Linked DNA regions of Mus musculus: region 1 is linked to region 2. The links are chromatin loops, found by intact Hi-C in ENCODE. Cell type or tissue: gastrocnemius. All regions are shown on one strand.

Region 1 (8,000 bases), 960 kb after region 2:
GTTCTAATCAGTCTCCAGTCTCTGGAGGAGGAATGCCTTGTGTACAGGCTCAGCAGCCGCTGGCTGACTTACAGAAGGCCTGAACAAATTACTTAAAAAACAAATGACACCTTCTTGGAGCAATTGATAAATACCCACTCTACTTCATACCAAGAGAGAAAAATAACCTCTCTCTTTTATTCACAAATTGAATGGCCAGTGCAGAATAGGAGATTTATCTTAGACTGTGTTGGTAAAAAGCACTGTCCTTTCAAGGAGAACTTGAACTAGTTTGTTAACCGTTAGCACAGCCCACATGATTTAGGCTTAAATGAAAATAACAGTGGAAGCCTGGACAGACATTGGAAAACACTCTGCTCAGCTTTAAGAAGAGCGGAGTCCACATTCCTCATTTCAAGATGCTCAATCACCTAATTCCTCAGAGCCAAAACTATTTCTTCTAGGAGCACATAGACTTCCTTCCACAGGTGATCACAAGACCTTCAACAGGTGTGCTTGACTCTCTCTTTGTGAAACCCTTTGAGCGGAGAGAGATATAATTCAAAGTAAACCCAAGCAAACAAAAGAACTCAAGAAAAAGTCTCATTGCATTTGTTCTTCTCTTCCTCCTAGCATCTGCCTTGCTATTTCAATCTTTATTCTTTAACAGCAATGAGCTTTGAACTCAGTACAGTTTCTGGTTGGGTTCTATTGCAATCAACAGTACCTGTATGCCATGCCTGTCTTTGCCTTGGTGGTTTCCTTCAATGAAACTCCATGGACGCGTAGAAACTTCTCCAGGCATTTCCATTCTGTAGTTCCACTTGGTCTAACAGGCCAGCAGGCTCCCTGAGGCTGAGTCTTGGTCAGTGCTAAGTGCCGCCGGCATTTTAGGGCTGATTCACTGGATTTGGGCAGACCCAGCTTTGGACTGGGCATGTCTGCACAGGCAGGTTTATAAAGATGCATGGTTCAAAAGCCTTCAGAGACAAAAAGTTCACAGCTCTTAGCTTTAAATCTGGCTGAGGCTAACTCAGGCTATCTTGATTTGGTTGGTCCCTAAAAAGAACCAGCTTGCTTTCTTTAGGTCTCCTGTTTTATTATTTTAATCTGAGCAGACTCCCATGGCCCCCAGAAGGGTTGTTGGTTGTGTGTCTCTGCCAAGGCTTGGGCAGAAAAGAGCCTGATGGGAGCCAACAGCCTTTCTCTTCTCTTTAAAAGTCTCAGAGTCAAACGTAAGACAACTATGTATTGGCTCTAGGGGAAAAAAATGGGCTTGTTTTCCCATGTCTTTCTATTTAGGTTGAAAAAATATTATGGTAGGACACCAGCCAGATCTGTTACCATAAAGCCTTGGGAATGATTCATTAATGCATCAGTATTCCTCTGTAAAACATCAAATTCTTCATAAACTAATAAACTGCTATGGCAGGAGTCATTTAGGTAAAATGTCCATTAACTTTTTCTTTTTTTTTTAGTTGTTTCTGTCAAATGATAAAAAAAATCAATGAAGTGTAGATAAGAAACAGAAGGCTCATACAAATATGGACAAGGATTTTTTTTTAAAGGCTAGAAGGAATGATAGAGATTTCAATAGACATAGCAACTGGATATTTATAAGGATAGCAAAATAACAAAACAAAAAAAAGAAGATACATAAATCTGGGCTGGAGAGATGGCTCAGCAGTATAAGAGCTTACTGCTCTTACAGGGACCAAGGTTTGGTTCCCAGTATCACATTGAGAGGTTCACAACCACCTGAAATCCCAGCTTCAGGGAATCTGATGTCTACCTTTGGATGCTAGAGGCTCATGCACTCATGTACACATGCCCACACAGATACACACACATAATAACTTTTAAAGCAAAGATAAGTGAATATCAGGATTAAGTTTTATGTTTGTATAAGCATTAACTCAAAATGAATCATGACCCAGAAGTACATTTGAAACTATAAAAACAGGAGAAAAGAATTTTTTACATGTCTTTATTTACTGTTCCTTTATATGTGTGTGTGTGCATGCAAGCACAGGTGTAAGGACATCTTGCAAGAGTCAGCTCTTCCCATCTTGTTTGTTGTAGGTGTCAAACTCAGCTCTTGGGTTTTGGCAGCAAGCACCATCTTTCTGGTCCAACAGAAGGAAATCTTTAATTGCATGAAGAATTCTTAGATTTGTCACCCAAATCACAACTGAATGAAAGAAGATCACTCAAAGTTGATCGCCACAGTATGAAAAATAATTGATCTGAGCCTGCATGGTGATGCAGCAGCAGGGACAAGTTTGTGAGCCTAATGACCTGACTTTTGAGTCTCCAGAACCCACAAAGGGGAAGGAGAGAACCAATTCCACAAACTGCTCTCTGATCTCTGCATTCAGACTGTGGCAAATGCTAAGCCGTGTTATATCCACACCATGTCACACTACACCGTGCCATGTCACAGAACACCACACTAAACAAGAATCAATTATATGCTTTTGACTTCTTCCCTTAGCTTTGTGTACCTCCCATGGTATCCAGCACCCTTTATTCTGCTTTTCTGGGGCTAGGGACCTACACTATAAACATCTCCCTAAAAGTCAGGTATCTCAAAGGCTTCCAATTCTCAGATACTGTAAATAATAGTCCCAGGCAGGAAAGAATTCAGTCAGTCCTTCCCTTTGCTCTGAACTTCCTGGCAAACCATGCTTTTAACTCAAGTTGGATATTGCATCCTTAAATACGGGAAATAGAGTTGTTGATTTCTACTAGGAACATAGAGTTCAGCTTAAGGGCGTGTTTTTGGTTGAGTTTGGTATGCTGGATCATTTTATGTCAACTTGACACAGCTGGAGTTATTTGAGAAGAAGGAACATCAATTAAGAAAATGCCTCCATAAGATCTGGCTTCATGCAAGCCTTTATGGCATTTTCTCAACTCATGATTAACTGGGGAGGTCCCAGCTCATTGTGGGTGGTGACAACTCGTGTCTGGTGGTCCTGGGTTCCATAAAAAAGCAGGCAGAGCAAGTCATGGCACAAGTCAGTAAGTAACACCCCTTCATGGACTCTGCATCAGCTTCGAACTCCAGGTTCCTGCCCTGTTTAAGTTACTGTCCTGACCTTTCATCATGAACAGGAATACAGAAGTTTACATCAAATAAACTATTTCTGCCCCAACTTGCTTTTTTAGATATTTTGTATTTTGTAGCAGCAATAGAAACCCTAATACATTTGGTGATGACCTTTGCCGGACATGGTGTTTTTCACAAGATTCCAATGTCTGCACTTAGGCTTTATTGCAGAAATAATAGCGCTGAAGAACTCTCTCTAGCCTGGCTTGAATCTGTCACTGTTCCCAGTGTGAGCTCTGTGCAAGATCAGATGTGATGCTCTTTCAGTGTCCTGAGCAACTGACTCTTCAGTGCTGTCTCTGTTAATACTAAAGATCTTCAGGCTGCCTCTCTCGCTTAAAGGAGGCCATTTGGTTTCTTCTCCTTTTGCTTCTACTTCCAGGAACCTATTCCAGGCCCACAGCCTCATGCTGCAGACTGTTCTATCAGGCTTGCTGGTTCCACTTGAGGAAAACTGCATACATACACACACACACACGCACACACACACACACACACACACACACGCCCCCTGGGCCCCCGGCTTCTGCACATCATGATCTCTGTTCTTTCTGAAGAAATACTATACATACCAAACTCTCTATCATTAGGAGCATTTCCAGTGCCTCTAATGAAGTTCCCTCCAGCTTTGTCTTACTTTCCCCCACTCTTTACTTTCCTCTATAGCTGTCAGGCACCAAGATTCTCTTTTGTCTACGTTTCTATTGGAAAAGTTCTCTATGCCAAGGCAGGCATAGCTGACAACAGTTAGCATCAGAGGCTTTCAGTTCTGCTGACTGGTTATAGTAGCCTATAGTAAGGTATTTAGTAAGGAAAGCTTATCCTTGCAACATATAACCAAAATAAGGAATTTTATTAATTTTCAAGTGAACACTGATGGTCTCCAAAGACACTGAACTAGAGTTTAAACTTCTTCTTTTTAAAAAGGAAATTAAAAGGCACTACAAAGATAATTTTGAGATGGTTCAGTGCGAATCTGGCACTTTTCTTCCCTTTACTTTTTGTGCAGGCAATCAGAAGTGCTGAAAAAAATGGAAAGAAATAGGAATATGTTGTTTATGATATGACTCAAAAGTGCCTGCTACTCCACATCTTGCTAACCCTTTGCCCACCAGTAGTACTTGTACTACTTTGGGAAGCTCAGAGTTCCGAAGTGCCATTTGAGAGTGTTAGGAACCTCTTTCTGCATGTGCCCATTTTCACCCTGTCTAGTAGGTCAGCACTTTGAGGGGAGACTAGTATCTGACACAAGCGTGTAATGTCCATTATAGCACACATGCTTTGACACTTTCAGTATCTCATAGTTAATAATGGTTTGATCAGCTTAATTGTGAGCTCTACCTAGTCTAGCCCTTCTTGTCTTAGAAGCCAAAGCTTTGGATTCCAGGGAGAAATAAAAGATCACAAAGTCTTGAAAGACCAAGAAAGAAACCACATGGTAGAATGAAATTTCAGAGAAATTGGGATTCCCAAGTGATGTCGCCTCTCTGCTTCTATCACATAATGGAGAGTACTGTTCACATTCAACTTTGGGGCTTTGAATGTGGTTCCTCCCAGAGCGGGAACATTAGAGTCAGTGGAAGTCTCCCTCAGAGAAGACTCTGAGATAAAATGGAGAAAGAGGTAGTTTCTAGAACAGGGAGTTTGTGCCTCTTTTTTGCTTCATCCCTGTGCTAACATTGATCAAAGCAGAACTTCCAGTAAGTTGCCTGGACTCATCCTCCCTTCTACCTGCCTGTCAGTCACTCCATCTGACACTCACACCTTGAGGGTAATCTGTGACTCCAGAGTTGCCTGTAAAGCCCAGCAGAGAGGCCTCTACACATGCCTGAATATTATCAGAGAGCATCTACTAAGCCTATGGAAGATTTATTCTTAGGTTCATAAGGTGAAGTTATTCCTAGCCAGTCTGAGACGACTCTGACACCCCATTCAGAAAGTAACATTTAGTAGCCCCAAGACTAAACACCAAGCACTTGTCACCTGGTTCACAACCTGACAAATTGGGGTAACAGCAAACAATGATCCAAACAACTACACTCAACAAAGGGGAGATCAGATATCCACAGCAAGAAATGTCACCAAAGACCTAATTCCAGGTGTCTGAATAAGCTAAATCAGTTTATGTATTTAAATATCTAAATACATAAGGCTTTCTCTCTCTTCTCTCTCTCTCCCTGTGTTATTTTTTGAGAACATTTTCCTCACTGAAGTAGAAGCTCACTGATTCTGATTGGTTGGCTGGTCAGCAAATCCTAGGGCTCTTGCTCCTGTCTCCACCTCCCTGGCGCTAGGATACAGGCAGACCTCAATGCTTGGGCAACACACACTTTATTAACTAAGCTATGACCCCAGTTTACAGGCTGACTCTTGAAATGTCCTTTCGCCATATCATAATTATAAATGCTCAGCTACTGAACATAATAGTGTTCCAAGGCAATAGTGCATAAACCAGCGGAAAATCCCCAGGTCTACTATGAATGAGAAATGGGTAATTCCCTTTGCCAACTTCTGATGGAATCCTCTGTTGGGTGAGGCATTTACAAAATCAAAATAAAAGTGGCCTCCCATCAACATTTTGGAAAAGTGAGTTCTAAATGTTTGGCTTCTCTAAAATCTCAGAAGGGATCCTCCAAATAAACGTCAATCTGAGGTGACTTAAGGGCCTGTCACTCTTCCAGACAGATTCATGTTACTACAAAGAGAGGAAGGACTGAGTTAGTAACTCAGACATCCACCTGCCTCTGCTTCCCCAGTTCTGGGATTAAAGGCTCGTGACACCATCCCTGGCCTAATGGTCTTTCTTTAACATAATTTAAGCATGGCTGACTTCTTTGTTTCCTATTCCTCAATCAAGTAAAGTTAGAATATTAGATGAAAAGAGCCACTACGACCAGGCATTCTGAAATCTGTGAGAAAAGTCAACATCAACAAGAGACCACAGAGGAATGGGGGCGGGGAGAGGGCAGAATCCAAAATCCAAAGCTCAAGAACCAAATGCTTCTACTCATTCCCAAGGCACATTCTATACAGTTGAACAACCTTAAGGTACATTTCATCTTTTTAAAAAGGTAATATATTAGCTGAGCGTGGTGGCACATGCCGTTAATCCCAGCACTTGGGAGGCAGAGGCAGGCAGATTTCTGAGTTCGAGGCCAGCCTGGTCTACAAAGCGAGTTCCAGGATAGCCAGGGCTACACAGAGAGAAACCCTGTCTCGAAAAACAAAAAAACAACCAAACAAAAAAGTTAAAATAAAAATCATCTAACGACAAGGCTGCCCACTTTCTCCCTACCTTTTCAACATAGTACTTGAAGTATTAGCCAGAGCAATTCGACAACAAAAGGAGATCAAGGGGATACAAATTGGAAAAGAGGAAGTCAAAATATCACTTTTTGCAGATGATATGATAGTATATATAAGTGACCCTAAAAATTCTACCAGAGAACTCCTAAACCTGATAAACAGCTTCGGTGAAGTAGCTGGATATAAAATAAACTCAAACAAGTCAATGGCCTTTCTCTATACAAAGAATAAACAGGCTGAGAAAGAAATTAGGGAAACAACACCCTTCTCAATAGTCACAAATAATATAAAATATCTTGGTGTGACTCTAACTAAGGAAGTGAAAGATCTGTATGATAAAAACTTCAAATCTCTGAAGAAAGAAATTAAGGAAGATCTCAGAAGATGGAAAGATCTCCCATGCTCATGGATTGGCAGGATCAACATTGTAAAAATGGCTATCTTGCCAAAAGCAATCTACAGATTCAATGCAATCCCCATCAAAATTCCAACTCAATTCTTCAACGAATTGGAAGGAGCAATTTGCAAATTTGTCTGGAATAACAAAAAACCTAGGATAGCAAAAAGTCTTCTCAAGGATAAAAGAACTTCTGGCGGAATCACCATGCCAGACCTAAAGCTTTACTACAGAGCAATTGTGATAAAAACTGCATGGTACTGGTATAGAGACAGACAAGTAGACCAATGGAATAGAATTGAAGACCTAGAAATGAACCCACACACCTATGGTCACTTGATCTTCGACAAGGGAGCTAAAACCATCCAGTGGAAGAAAGACAGCATTTTCAACAATTGGTGCTGGCACAACTGGTTGTTATCGTGTAGAAGAATGCGAATCGATCCATACTTATCTCCTTGTACTAAGGTCAAATCTAAGTGGATCAAGGATCTTCACATAAAACCAGAGACACTGAAACTTATAGAGGAGAAAGTGGGGAAAAGCCTTGAAGATATGGGCACAGGGGAAAAATTCCTGAACAGAACAGCAATGGCTTGTGCTGTAAGATCGAGAATTGACAAATGGGACCTAATGAAACTCCAAAAGTTTCTGCAAGGCAAAAGACACTGTCAATAAGACAAAAAGACCACCAACAGATTGGGAAAGGATCTTTACCTATCCTAAATCAGATAGGGGACTAATATCCAACATATATAAAGAACTCAAGAAGGTGGACTTCAGAAAATCAAATAACCCCATTAAAAAATGGGGCTCAGAACTGAACAAAGAATTCTCACCTGAGGAATACCGAATGGCAGAGAAGCACTTGAAAAAATGTTCAACATCCTTAATCATCAGGGAAATGCAAATCAAAACAACCCTGAGATTCCACCTCACACCAGTCAGAATGGCTAAGATCAAAAATTCAGGTGACAGCAGATGCTGGCGAGGATATGGAGAAAGAGGAACACTCCTCCATTGTTGGTGGGAGTGCAGGCTTGTACAACCACTCTGGAAATCAGTCTGGCGGTTCCTCAGAAAATTGGACATAGTACTACCGGAGGATCCAGCAATACCTCTCCTGGGCATATATCCAGAAGATGCCCCAACAGGTAAGAAGGACACATGCTCCACTATGTTCATAGCAGCCTTATTTATAATAGC
Region 2 (8,000 bases):
CATGAGTCCTTGCTTTGTACCAGAAGTTCTGAACATTAGATCAAAGTTAATCCCACTCTTAGACCTAGAAGGAAGTTCTTAAGTGCCAGAATTATGTTGATGTCAAGAACAGGGCACTGCTGAGACAAGATGAGGTGGTGTCAAGGTGTGACTTTCTTCAATTGTCTTGAATTAGGGATCACCAGACATCAGTCATCTCTGTTATTCCAACCTCAGCTGGACCCAAGCCATGTCTTGGCAATGCTTCGCTGGCAGGGTTGGCACCGCATTGCTCTGGCTCCCAAGGTCAGGCCCTGGGTCTGTCTCCACGAAAGGTTGGTGATAACATTACTAAGATAGTTGATAAGTGGAATGACCTGAGAATTACAGTGCAGCTGATCATTCAGGTCTGACCCAGAGTGAGGATCGTCAGGACAGACAGACCCTGACTCAATGGTATCTTTTGCCTCCTTTCTCATCTCAATGACCCCAAGGAACCACCAGGAGACAGAAACAAACAGAAAATGACTAAACCCAGTGGAAATGCCGCTTTTGAAGAGATTGTTGGACATGTGCGGCACTGATTGGTCCTTAGCTAGAGAACTTGCTTGAACTATTTAAGAAATCCTTGGTCCAGCACAGTCCTTATGCTATAGTGTCAGCAGTGGCTGCCACCCTCATAACATTATAGATGACATTAACAGCAGAACAACCAGCTAGTTCACAAAATACAAAAGACATTATTTCAGTAAAAGATCATCTAACAGCCAGAAAGGGGGAGGAGGAGAAAAAGGAGGAGAGAACACTTCTACTAGATTTCTGTGTTAAGTGGAACTACTACTGTAACTGGGTGTGACCACTGCCAACATGGAAACTGGGCTACTGCAAACATTATGTGAGATCAGACATCTGAAAGTGTGTAGCCGAGTACTACATAGAGATACATTGTAAAAGTTTGTAGACTAGTACTACATAGTTACATTATAAAAGTGCAGAGATTAGTACTACATAGTTACATTATAAAAGTGCATAGACTAGTATTACATGGTTACATTATAAAAGTGCATAGACTAGTACTACATAGTTACATTATAAAAGTGCATAGACTAGTATTACATGGTTACATTATAAAAGTGCATAGACTAGTACTACATAGTTACATTATAAAAGTGCATGGACTAGTACTAAATAGTTACATTATAAAAGTGCAGAGACTAGTACTACATAGTTACATTATAAAAGTGCAGAGACTAGTACTACATAGAGTTACATTATTTCCTCACTGGCTAGTCTATGAGTGGCTTAGCTAAGACCCTGTGTACAGACAAACTTTTGCTTCAGAGCAAGGGCTCCCCCTGCCCCCACTGTCTCTTTAAGCCATGTGAAGAGCCATCACCTCCTAGGAATGGTTATGTTTTACTCATGGTCAGGGCCTTAAAAGCCATGTGTTTGTTTTTGTCTTTCGAGACAGGATTGCTCTGCATAACATGACCTGGCTGTCCTGGACTCATCCTCTCGACTTCTCCTCATTTGCCATCCCTGTCCTACAATATATGTACCTTCCCCCTACCCTTAAGATATAGCACAAGTAGGCTTTTTTTTTTTTTTGCCTCATTTTTAAATACTTTATGTGTATGGGTGTTTTGCCAGTATGTATGTCCGTGCACAACATGCATTGCAATTCCTGAGGAGGCCAGGAAAGGGCTCCAGATACTATGGAAGTAGAGATAGTGAAGGCTGTGTGTCACCATGTAGGTGCTGGGAATCAAACCTGGTCCTCCGGAAGAGCTCTGTCTTCATGAAGAGACGCTAGTGCTCTTAACTGCTGAGCCACCCACCTCTCTAGCCCAGCAGAAGTGGAATTTAAACCACCTAGTCCCTAAGCCTGGGGTTTCTGCATTCTTACGTGGTAAGCTAGGCCACATCTGCTCACACATCTGTTTGTGGCAGACAGACAGATTCAGCCATAGGGCTGACATAGGGATGAAATTGGAACGATGAGCATTCTGTCTCCAGTCACACCTATGCATAGCTAAATTACCTGATGGCTTGATTTGCAAATCTAATCTGTGACATGTCTCACCTAAGACACTATCAGGGTCATACTCCACCTCAAAGTGTCCACAATTGTCCTTGGTCAGAAACGCTGTCATTACCAAGGAGGACCTTTTTTCTGGAGCTCATATGAATCGGCCCTTTCCTCATCAACCTTGTGATCTTGTGCAAGACTCTTAACCTTTCTGAACTCGATGTCCTAACTAATACCTAGAGCAGGACAAACCGTCCTACCTTGCAAGGTTTTCCTGAGGGATCTGAAACGGCGCACAGATGTTTGTGAAACGTGTTTTCACAGCCTGAGAAGACTGAGCAAGGACCCAGCCATGACCTCACTAGATGCCTCTCTGAGAGGCAAGAGCGGGAAGAAGGCTTTCTGTGTGTTTACAGGAACTGTCATGACTCACATGCAAGGGTGTACAGTCAGTCCATGCAGCCCATGGTCCACATGTGCTCCGGGATGATGCTGAACTGACTTCATCTGGCAATTAGTTTCTTGAGCGTACAGTGAACTTTGTGGATAATGATGTGCTGTGATGTAGAGTTCAGTCAGTTGGACTGCTGCTGCTTTGTATTGTAAAGCTAAATATTGGGCAGCCCCCAAGGCCTGATTGCCCCCAGAGATGAGAGAGTGTGCACATAGTCCCACCTGGTGCTATGTGACCTTGCCCCCCAAGTAATTCCTGATTGGTGAATAAAGATGCCTACAGCCTATGGCTGGGCAGAACTGAGATAGGCAGGGCTTAGGGGGTCCCAGGCTTGAGGTTGGAGGAGAACCATGAGGGAGATAGGAAGGTGGAGAGAAGATGCTATGGGGTAAGGATCTTAAAATCATGGCCGTGGGGGCTATGCAATCGGAGTTAAGAGAAACCCAGATGGAACAAAGTAAGAACCAGGGGTTATCGATAGGAAAGTAGATTCTAATAGCATTGAGGGTAGATATCTGCCCAGCTTTAGTGCTGATAAAGGCTTATTATAAATTAAAGTTCATGTGTGTCTTCTACCTGGGAATTGAATAATCAAAGGCCCCTGATTGAGATTAATTTTTTTTTTCAATAACATCAGAGGGTTGAACAGGAGTCCTCAGGAACCCAGGCCTGGAACAGGTGATACAATGGCTTGTTCGTGGTTTTGTGAGTCCCTGGGGCCTCTGTGCCTGTCCTGTGCGCTGCTTGCCGGTATTATGAAAGCCATGCACTACTTGGCACCAAGTTGACAAGATCCTCCCTGATCTGTTGTGGGCATCTGAAGCCCATTATGCCATCTGCTCAGGACAGGAGATGTAGAGCCTGTTGTAGTCATTAGGCCGGAAATAGAGTTTTAAAGCTGGGAATCGGTTGCATGACTGTTCCAGGCAGGGTGGTGCACTCTTGTGGTCGTAGCCCTCTCGAGGCTGAGGCAAATTCAAAGCCCATGTGAACTATATAATGAGACCTTACTTCCCTCCGTACTTAAAAAACACCACCACCACCACCCTACCACCATCACCAACAGGAAAAAAAAAAAACTGGGTGGGGGAGAGAATGAGGGGGGAGAGGAAGGAACGGGAAAGGGGGGGGGAGCAGAGGGAAGAGGAGGTGAGAGGAGAAGCGCTTGATTCACTGTAAATCTATTGCAGAGAAGGGAAAGCACGTGAGCAGGTCAGTTACATTCACCGACACTAGAGGGCGACTGTTGACAAGATTATTGCACAGGTATGAAGGAAAAGGCTGTGGGTTTTGTTGTTTGTGTTTTGTTTTGTTGTGTGGTTTTTTGTTTGTTTGTTTGTTTTTTGGTTTTGGTTGTTGTTGTTGTTATTGTCGTTGTTTTGTGGTACGTTTTCCTCTCCACCCTGCAGCCTCTTCTCATCCCAGCACAGCACACGGAGCAAGCGAAGGAGCATAGGGAAGAAGGTTCTTCCCTCCCCAGCATGCATGTGACCGCCCAGGTTCACACGAGGCAGTCCTACCTCGAGGCTGTGAGCAGCCAGCGAGATCACATCCGAGGAAGCTCTCTCAGAGCGCCCAGAACACATGGCTCATTTAGTTCTGATCTACTGGAGCGCCTCTCCAGACAACTGATGTCTCAATATCAACAGAGAAAAGGATACACGCCAAGTGTTTTGTATTCTTGGGGGACTTTGAAAGAGCTGAGGAAGAGCAGCCACTAACTTTCATTTCTCCCCCGTTTCTTGATCTTGTCTTGGGGAAGTGTGGACCGTACTGGGGAAGGCCCCTGCCTGGTGTCTGAAGGCTTCCCCCAGGCTTAGCCTAGAGGGCAGCAGCTGGGAGCTGGCCAGGAAGGGCGAGCTCTCCTAGTCTTCAGTCTTAGGTTTAAGATCACCTGGTGATCTTCTGAGCTTTTTGACTGCATCTTGGGCTCGTTTCTGTCGTTTTTTATTTGTTATTCTTTTTCACAACGAATTTACTTTTTCGTATGACTTTCACTGAAATGAATTGGGTGCAGTTTGGCCACTAGGGGACAGCACGCGGTCACCAGATGCTTGTGGGTAGTTGGGTGTGTGTGGGGGAGGTGGCTGGTAAACTATGGGGAAAGACAGGAGACTCCACCTCTGACTCACAAAGAGCTTTGGCTTCACACAACGTTTCCTCACTCTGTTGGGTTTGCTTCTCACATCAGGCCCAGGAAACTGGAGGGTGGGGCAGGAGTTCTTACCCCACCCCGGGGGCCAGGGGAGGGAGGCTTACCCTGGGAGGGTCAGTGTCATATGAGGTCACAGAGTGGCAGAGGCGGAGCCCACCGGGATCCTGGCTCCTCCTGGGAAACTCATCTCTCAGAGCCTTGGATAAACCAGGTACTGTAAAATAGATGAGGGCAGAAACCAGGAGGACAGCGGTAGTTTTTGCAATGGTCGCCTAGTTCAGTCCTTCCATGCCCCCCCCCCTCCCCGCAAGCTGTAGCTTCAAGGGCCCCACAGCTTAGCTCTGTCTTTTACACTTCACCAGAGGAGATTGTATTCTAGACTCAGACCCCTCACCCTGCCTCCCTGGGGCCAAGCTTTCTTTGACCCTGAGCAGGTGGGAGATTCACTCAGTTCCCTCCCCCAGGAGCTGAGCACAAAGGGCAATTCTCTTTGCTAAGGGAACAGGGAGGAATACACGGTGCACAGACTGAATAATCAGGAAAGGCTATTATTGAAGAAGAAAAGGCCAGAAGACAAAACACAGGCACTAAATGATCTGATCTTGGGGAAGCAGTTTTCTGGCCCCCTGGGAGGAATATCCAGGGTGCTGCCCCAATGAGTGTAGCCAGCACCTCAGGAACAATAGGTCGGCACTGTGTGTGTGTGTGTGTGTGCCTCCTGCCCCCACTTTCCCTCTCCTGAGTGTCATTCTCCCCCTACCCTTCTCTCAGGGGCACACACACCCAGGAGAGAGGAAAACCAGGAAGAAGGGCAAAGTCCTTGCTGGACTCTGCACACTATGAGGAGCTTTCTTACTGTACAGATAACTGGCGCTCAATTTCATTCTGAGAAAGTGAAGGGGATGTTAAATCTACAAGGAAAAAATAAGAGCAGTATTGTTTGTTTCCTTAGGGGGAAGCATAAAATGTCAACTAATTCTGAAGTAGATACAGCAAGACGCAACCTTGTCTAGTTTGTTTTAATTTTTTTAATTAAAAAAAAATGTGTGCATGTGGTTTGTGTGCATGTATGACGGTGTACCACATATATGTAGTGCCCTGGAGGCCAAAAGATGCCGGGACCCCTGAAACTGGAGTTACAGATGGCTGTGAGCCACCCATGTGGGTGCTGGGAATCAAACCTGGGTCTTCTGCAAGAGCAACAAGCGCTCTTAACCAATGAACTATCTCTCCAGACCCATTTCTTTCTTTTTTTTTTTAAGAAGGAGCCAAAAAAGTTCTGGGAGGAAGGAGTTGGTGGCAAAAATAGAGCCAGGCCTGAGGCAGGTGGAGAGCCTTCAGCTAGAGGCCTAGAAAATTGAGGTCGATGGCATCTTAAACACTGTCAATCATCCTCATGGGTCAGAGGTGACTGTCACCAATGGACACTACCTCTGCTCAGGGTCAAGCAGGATGACCTAGGGCTGATCTAACCAGGCAGGTCCCGCTGGGGAGGAACTGTCCCAGGGATACTGGGCTGGAGACACAGTTCAGTTCCCTGCCACCTCCACACTGCCACCGCTGCCCGCAGGGGACTGTTGAGTGTAGTTCAAGACTGGGAGATGAGGAACGAAGGAACTGGATCATGAAAAAGGAAGGAACTCTTGGCAGACGGCCTGGGCATTCCTCAGGCTGTGGGCTCAGCACCTTCCTGGGAGGGCAGGCAGTCAGGCACTAGCCCAGCCTCCTGCAGCTGAGTCAGCTTCTAAGTGAGGCCTCAGAGGGCGGCAGCATCCAGAATTCAAGGGGGACTTGGAGATGATCTTGGACTCCTCGCACTGGCACTGGAAAGAACCTGGGAGGGGTTTGTCAAATCCCAGGGAGAGCCACCATGCTGAACAACGCTGGAGGGCAGAAACAGGAAGCGCCGTGTTCCTGCTTAATAACCTAGAGCTCTCGCTGGTAAGCCAAGAACGCTACCCAGAAAAACGGAGATGGAAGGAGCTGGAAGGGCTCTGTGGGAACTGGAGCACCTTTCCAGGGCCTGTGAGGTCGAAGGCAGAAAGGAAACGTTAGCTCTGAACATGAGCAGAACTGCTGTAGCCTCCCAACATTGTGATTTATCACAGTAGCTGGGAAAAAAAACCCAACTGCCAGTGAGGTCATATATTGGAGAAGGTTGGCAGAATGTCGGAGACACCATGTCTGAGGTTCCTTTTGTTCCTAGCATTCTGTGACAGCTCCCTAAGCCTCACTGCTCCAAGAGGATCAGAGAGAATCACCATGCAGGGCCTGGGAAGGTCTGGCCACGACCCCAGGCAGCTGTGACTCAGTCGCCATTTTATGCCATGCTGTCTGGGAGTCACTGAAGGACTTCTTTCTGCTGGGCCCTCTCTATGGGCTCTGACTAAGCAGAAAAGGATAGACAGCTCATCACCTGGCTCGGAGAGTCAGTCTGCCTGAGCTTCCCACCTGAGTGGTCAGCCTCCTCCTCTGCCTTTTGGAAAGCAGCAGCCCGCCTGCCTTTTCCTGAGGCTCCCAAATGTGAATATCCAAGCCCCGTTCTGTGTGGGGTGGCATGGGAACTTTCATACGTTTTTTTTTCTGTTAGTTTGTTTTGATAATGGCTCGTTTGCTAGTTACTTTTTCAACTCTATGACAAAATACTCTACATAAAGCAGTTTGGGGAGAGGGTTTATTTGGCTTACAGTTTGAGGGGATAATCCATCGTGCTGAGGGGGGAAATCAATTAATGGCCGTGGTGCCACATGCACCTTCACTTGAGAAGCAGAGGCAGGGGAACTCTGTGAGTTCAAGGTCAGCTTGGTCTACATAGTGGGTTCCAGCCCACCCAGCACGATACAGAGAGACCCTGTCTCAAAATGAACTAGAGGCTCACTTCTCAGCTGGGAAGGGTGAGGCGACTGGTCTGGTCACATTCTATTCATTGTAAGAAAGCAGAGTTAGAAGGGGGCTGGAACACACAGTTTCTCCTCTTCACTCATTCCAGGAATGGATTCCCATGAGATGGTGCCACCCCCATGCAGGGAACATCTTTCCATCTTAATCCCATCAAGGTGCCAAACCAAGATTAGCCACTGCACAATCCTCTCACAGCGTGCTCCATCAGAGCCCAACGTCCTGTTAGGGTCACTTTCCTCCAGCAGCTAGTCTCTCTGGATGGAATCTCTTTCTTGAAAAGAGCTCTCCGTGGTCTATAGTAAGTCACCTCAGCCTTACCCAGCACCGGAGGGCTCACCTTCTCCTCACTTTCAATGTCTCTGTCTGACTTCAGACGGCATGCCAACACTCTCAGAGGATCGGTAACCCCATCTCTTTCTTATGGAGAAAACTTCCCATGGTGCCCTGCTCTTCAGCACCAGGGCTCACTCCTGCCCACCTCT

Evidence for each region. Peaks named below come from ENCODE experiments on the same cell type or tissue, not always from the same donor. Only the 100,000 strongest peaks of a DNase experiment are listed, where the experiment ranks them.
Region 1: a loop joins it to region 2, with 5 times the contacts of the local background. A loop is called at or near these places in 13 of 42 quality-filtered maps.

Annotation. Positions count from the first base shown.
Region 1 is chr3:64,970,504-64,978,503 of GRCm38, reverse strand. It overlaps a transcript of Kcnab1 not described here. Among named protein-coding and RNA genes, the nearest start is that of Gm25222, 80 kb to the right of the region's middle. In gastrocnemius, no CTCF peak of the experiment used is centred here; no DNase peak of the experiment used is centred here; H3K4me3 peaks cover 462 bases; H3K27ac peaks cover 1,358 bases.
Region 2 is chr3:65,926,169-65,934,168 of GRCm38, reverse strand. It overlaps Gm35039 (a long non-coding RNA gene), which reads left to right and starts at 5,891. Exons shown (of 2, transcript XR_375721.3): 1 at 5,891-6,558; 2 at 7,607-8,000. In gastrocnemius, CTCF peaks have their summits at 3,698 (motif pointing right) and 4,478 (motif pointing right); DNase peaks (open chromatin) are centred at 3,970, 4,317, 4,529, 6,260 and 3 more places; H3K4me3 peaks cover 2,319 bases; H3K27ac peaks cover 3,733 bases.